Linked DNA regions of Homo sapiens: region 1 is linked to region 2. A link is an interaction called in ENCODE POLR2A ChIA-PET data of the cell type or tissue named here. Cell type or tissue: IMR-90. All regions are shown on one strand. Each heading gives the region's core, and the rest is flanking DNA. Links, peaks and the distances in the headings are about the cores only.

What was found. ChIA-PET counts read pairs that join two places held together with the same protein. Peaks named below come from ENCODE experiments on the same cell type or tissue, not always from the same donor. Only the 100,000 strongest peaks of a DNase experiment are listed, where the experiment ranks them.
Region 1: POLR2A ChIA-PET joins it to region 2 with 5 read pairs; 1 of 35 experiments calls an interaction of 5 or more read pairs at or near these places.

The regions. Positions count from the first base shown.
Region 1 is chr13:27,453,628-27,456,438 of GRCh38, reverse strand. No RefSeq gene overlaps it. Among named protein-coding and RNA genes, the nearest start is that of MTIF3, 4.5 kb to the right of the region's middle. RefSeq lists an enhancer at 667-786. In IMR-90, for the core only: no CTCF peak of the experiment used is centred there; no DNase peak of the experiment used is centred there; H3K4me3 peaks cover 595 bases.
Region 2 is chr13:26,965,082-26,967,892 of GRCh38, reverse strand. No RefSeq gene overlaps it. Among named protein-coding and RNA genes, the nearest start is that of USP12-AS1, 160 kb to the left of the region's middle. RefSeq lists an enhancer at 1-247. In IMR-90, for the core only: no CTCF peak of the experiment used is centred there; a DNase peak (open chromatin) is centred at 1,752; H3K27me3 peaks cover 204 bases.

The DNA of each region.
Region 1 (2,811 bases), core at 250-2,749, 490 kb before region 2:
AAATCTATGGCTATCTTTCTTTGCTTACATAGAAATGCAATAAACAACTAGTCCTGCCCAGTATTATGTTCTAAATTTGAAGAAATGCACCTACAGAGAAGGCCGCTTTGATAATTTTGAATAACTGGGAAAAGTTTACTAGGATGGCCGAGAGAAAAATTCACACAAAGAATCTTCTAGAAGTTGGAGCTCTGCATCTGACTGCTGGAGCGTTCCTCCATTTCCAATAGAGGTTTTTTTTTCACAGATTATTTTTGACTTAGCCAAGCAGGGAGCCTATTTCAAAGCTCCCAATTTGGAAATCATGGAAGCTTTATGAAGTTTTCCACCTGCATCTCTTTTTAGGAACACAGTTCTTTATTCTCTAAGGGATGAAAACCTTTAGCATATAAAAACTTTGTTAAGCTGTCACTATCAATAGGGGGAAAAAAATAACAGTGGACAAAGAAGAAACAAATTGCATCTTCGAATAAGTTTTCTTGAAGCTCTTGTTAAAAGCTATAACCTCTGATGTTAACTAAATTTAACCCATTCTGACCCTCGTGGCGGCCCTTAACCTCTTCTTTCTTCTGTTTCCTGTGGCTGCTGGAGAGAACTAGCCCAGTTATTGGAAAAGCGTTCTCTGTAGCACACAAAGGCCCAGCCTTCCTGCTACCCCATCAGGAGGCCCCGAGTCGACCGAGGGGTCAGCACCTGTGCCGAGAAGCAGGTGACAGTGAACTGCCTGCATCCTTCTTGGGCAAGTTTGTAAGAGTGTCTACCCTTCAAATATCACACTGCAGTTTCAGGCATTCAAGCCACTGAAGTTTAGATTTTCTTTGTGAATGCAGACTTTACACAAATTAATCTATTGCTGTTCAACTGACTGTAAAATTAGTAGATTTACTGTTGCAAAAAAAAAAAAAAAGAAAAACTAAGAGCTTTCACTTTCACTTTGGTAAGGTCATGGATGTGTCCTAGGCTGCTAACAAAGCAGGCTTTAAAAATCTTTGCAGCAGAACCTAGCAACTTGCAAGGTGAAAAAGCAGCAAAACAATGACTCCAATGTACAGTTGAAAGTCTACTTCCCTATACAGTAAACATCTGAAATTCCACATTTGAGGAACTTTCAAAAATGGAATAATTTGCCTTTAATTCCATTTGCCTCAAAGATGGGAAACTGTGAGAGCACAAATTTATTTTATCACAAACATTCTATTTGCTGTCAGTCCTCCCCTCCTTAAACAGCCTTGTAACTACGTCTCACATAGGTGTTTAAAAATAGTATAGGGTTGCATTCTTTTTTTTTTTTGTTTTGAGATGGAGTCTCCCTCTGTCATCCAGGCTGGAGTGCAGTGGCGCAATCTTGGCTCACTGCAACCTCCGCCTCCCTGGTTCAAGGGATTCTCCTGCCTCCGCCTCTCAAGTAGCTGGGACTACAGGCACACACCACCATGCCCAGCTAATCTTTTTTCTTTTTTTTTTTTTTTTTTGTATTTTTAGTAGAGATGGGGTTTCGTCATGTTGGCCACGCTGGTCTTGAACTCCTGACCTCATGATCTGCTTGCCTCGGTCTCCCAAAGTCCTGGGGTTACAGGCATGAGACACTGTGCCCGGCTGGGTTGCATTCTAAATGTAAAATGCTAACTAATCATTTGGTACTGTTTTGCTTTATCTACACAACAGTCAGCATGGTACACTTTGTACTAGCTCTTTGTTGTTCTGCATGATGTCCTATGATGGTAATAGAAATTATTTTCATTGTTTCAAAACGATCAAAGTTAACTGAATCACCTCAAAACTCAACACCTCTGAAATGGAAAGACATGTCTCTGTTGTGTTCCAAATGAAACTTCTGAACCTATTTTCTGCTTCTGCAGTTGCACAAGAGACTTTTCACAGAAGTGGATCTTCCATATACAAATATTTTTATTTGGCAGATATGAAAGTTTTTAAAACTTTATTACAATATGTCATTCATTTTAGACATTTTGCTGATTCACAACCACCACGTTTTAATAACTGAGGCCATCATATTCTGACAAGAGAAATGATTAATCTGGAGTCTAATGTTATGGGAAATCTCACTCATGGTAAGGAAATTTATTTTGAATCTAGCAAATAGTTTGAGAGCACACAAAGGGTTATAACACAGATGTGGTCACCAGATGTTCTCCAGCTCTACTGCAGAACCAGACTAAGTAGCAACATGATGGATTTAGGTTATGTAAAGGAAAAGACTCCCGTCTTATAAAACATTGAAATGAGAAGCTAAATCTCCTGGCCTCGAGTTTTGTTTTGGCTTGTTTTAAATATAGAGATGTTTTACATGTTTGGAATGGATTAATTATAGTCCTGCCTGAGGAAAATGGTAGAGATTTCATAAGAAGGCTTTCGGCTTTAATAGTTTCTAACAGACAATAATAGACACACAATATTGGGCTGACAGTATCTTCAGGAAGCTTTGAACGAGTTACCTAACACTCAGCCAAAGCCTCTTGCATGCCTTGTTTCTATGACTCTTGACAAGTCTGTAAACATCAACTAAGGAGAGCATGGACCCTTTTGGCTATTAAACTGGCCTTGTAATGACAGAGTTGCTGCTGTTTAAGATAACTGCTCTCAGCTACATTTAGTTGGCACTACATAGGATCTCACACATAATAGACTTAAATTCCCCCAATTTTAGCAAAACTGCCCAGGTAAGAGTTTATAATCTGGAGAGGGAGGAGTATCTAATCTATGAACAATTATTTGTTAAAGAATATGCTGAATATCTGAACCCACATGGGCTTTAAAGTTTGAAGATGCTTCGTATCTTCAAAATAAACC
Region 2 (2,811 bases), core at 257-2,756:
CGGGGATGACCCCAAGCTCGAAGCAATCCCTCATCACATCTGTGTTGCTGGGAAAACCAGGTCAGGATTGGTGTCAGCGTTTGTGGAGTAGAAAAGGAGAAAGGTGATTCTCCTCCATTTCCTTCCCTTCCTGTGCGCAGTGAGGGAGACACAGAGGCCCCACCATGCTCTGGAGTCCACGTCGTGGCTCTTCTGTGAGCCTCTCACTCTGCAGTGGAGAGCAAGCTCTCCTTGATACAAACCCCAGCTGCGGAGCTCAGGGTCCCAGGCAGGAGACAGGAACAGAGCTGGGACCCGGGAGTCTCCTGCACATGTCCTCCCCTCCTCCTTCCCCCTATCCCACTGCCCTTGAGCCTCACCCAGCGCCAGCCCGGCTGCCTTCTCATGGCCACATGTGCAGATCTAGTGAAGAGAGGAGCAAACAGAAGCCATCTGGAAGTGCTCAGGGAGAACCCGCCCAGAGAGCCTGGAGACAGGACAGGATGCTGGTGCGTTGCTTCCGAGTTGGCTTTGTGGACTTGGATTTGGCTGGGGCTCTGCTGGCTTCCTTAAGGAGACAGGAGAAAGGGTGGCTGGGGTCAAGTGCAGAAAAGGCCAGCTGCAGGACCCCAGACATTAGCCCCCAGCTAAAGGCCATGGAGCTGACGTCAGACAGGCACTTCCAGGGCCTTGGTTACCACTGCTGTAAGCTAAGGAGAGGGTGGTGGTGAGGAGGGTAGCACCCTTGTCTAGGGGTAGGTGAGAAGTTTAGACATAGACTAGACAGAAGACCTCTTCCTTCTACTACCCTCGAATTCTCGTGGAAGGGAGCTCTCTGGTTTGCACAGAGCAGAGAATGCCACTGAGAGATATTTACCTGGCGCTAGTGTGTCCACACATCTGAAGCCACGTACTACACCCTACTACACCCTTCTTTCGGGGCTTTATTTCTGAGCTTGGTGAGACAAGGAGAATTTGTCATTACAAACGAAGCCTGCTTCCTCTCTTTTATTACATAGTTGATAGCATCAGTTTCCCCTGTGATTTCTTTTATTACTCTCCATTTTTATTAATCTTGGGGCTGCTGGTGATAACAATCTCATAAAAAAATAACTGGGTGAGCTATTGCTGGGAGGCCCACTTGGATGAGTTAGATGTCTTTTTTCTCCCTAGAGTAAAGGGGTGTAGGGCACAAGTGCAGGCTCATTAGTACCTCAGCATCGCCTGGGATATTTACGAGGGTGGTCCGTATCCTGCGGTAGACATGCGCAGTGCTTCACAGCAGCATGAGTCCAGTTAGAGCGCCTGTGACCCATTAACTTGACGAAGGGCTCAGGTGCAGATGGAACTGTCAGGGGAGATGCATCTGTGGAGGTGCTGAGTCCTGTGTTCCAGAGAGAATCCGGGCAAATTCAGCCAAGGAGCGGATGGGGCCAATTTGACTTAACAATCACACTCGAGGCAGCCCAGAAAGGGGGAACAGCAGCTCCCTGGGAGATTAGGTGTTCTACTAAGAAGCCCTCAACTTCCCTCATATCCACCTTAACCTTTCACTTTGCTTTTCTAGATCAGAATGGGCTTTTCTTGGGCTTCCCTGCCTTCCCAGCGACCGTGCTGCGTGGACTTTCAGGAGGAAAGAAGAGCTCCAGGGCCTCCCCGACGCCAGGAGCGGGGCGGTCTTTCCCACCAGTGGGAGCAGATTGGAACCTTCCCAGGTCCAGTAGCAGCTGCTGAGAACAGAGGGAGCAGCTGGCCTGGCAGGGGGCCACACTTAGCTTTGGCTTTCTCAGCGTTTACATCCACCGCCCACGCAGGGGATGCAGGTTTAAATTGGATGTGAATAGGGAGTATTTAATTTGGACTCGTGAATACGGAGTATATTTAAGTGGCCTTAACCACTTTGACTTTGCTTGCAGTCAGCTGTCACTGGGCATCAGTCTGAAGCCTCCATGGATTGCTCTGCCACCTGATCACTTTTCTTGATACTGAAAGTGGCCTGGCAGGGATTCCATCTGTCAATGTTTCTTTTTCTCTTTCTTCTGCCACCCATTTCTTCTGACCTTCAGTCAACTCCAGATATTCATGGGGATATTAATTTCTTGGGCTTTGCTGCCTTTCCCAGTGGCTGCAAGGCCCATTCTCATCTAGAAAAGCAAAGTGAAAGGTTAAAGTGGGGTGTGAGGAAAGTTGGGGGCTTCTCAGTAGAACACCTAACCTTCCAGGGACTGCTGCTTCCCCTTTTCTGGGCTACTTTGAGTGCGTGATATTAACATCACCATGAATATTTGGATTTAGCTGAGGGTGAGACACATCTCTGGGTGTGTGTATCTCTGTGTGTGTGTGTGTGTGTGTGTGTGTGTGTGTGTGTGAGAGAGATGGGGTCTTGCCATGCTGCCCTGGTTGGAGTGCAGTGGCCATTCACAGACACCATTATAGCACACTGCAGCCTCAAACTCCTGTTGTCAAGCCATCCTCCCGCCTCAGCCTCCCGAATAGCTGGCACTATAGGAGCATGCCGCCTTGCCCAGCCATCATGGCAATATTTTTAAAAAGAGGCACCCTTCCTTGTGGACACTGGCTCATTTTTCATTTAACACAGAATGAGGAGGGCCTTTATGGAACTTTTCATGAAGTGAGGAAGTCTTGAACCATGACACAACTTGATAGGTGCACATCACCTGGTTTCACATTTCCTGGTCTGAGGCTCAGAGGTTGGGCTGGGCCAGAAGAGCCGGGCAACACACGTGGAATGGGGAAGTCACTCTGCTTATTACATGGAAAGGTGAGGGAGCTTCCAGAGATGGAGAGACGGAGGCTCAGGTGAACCCTCCC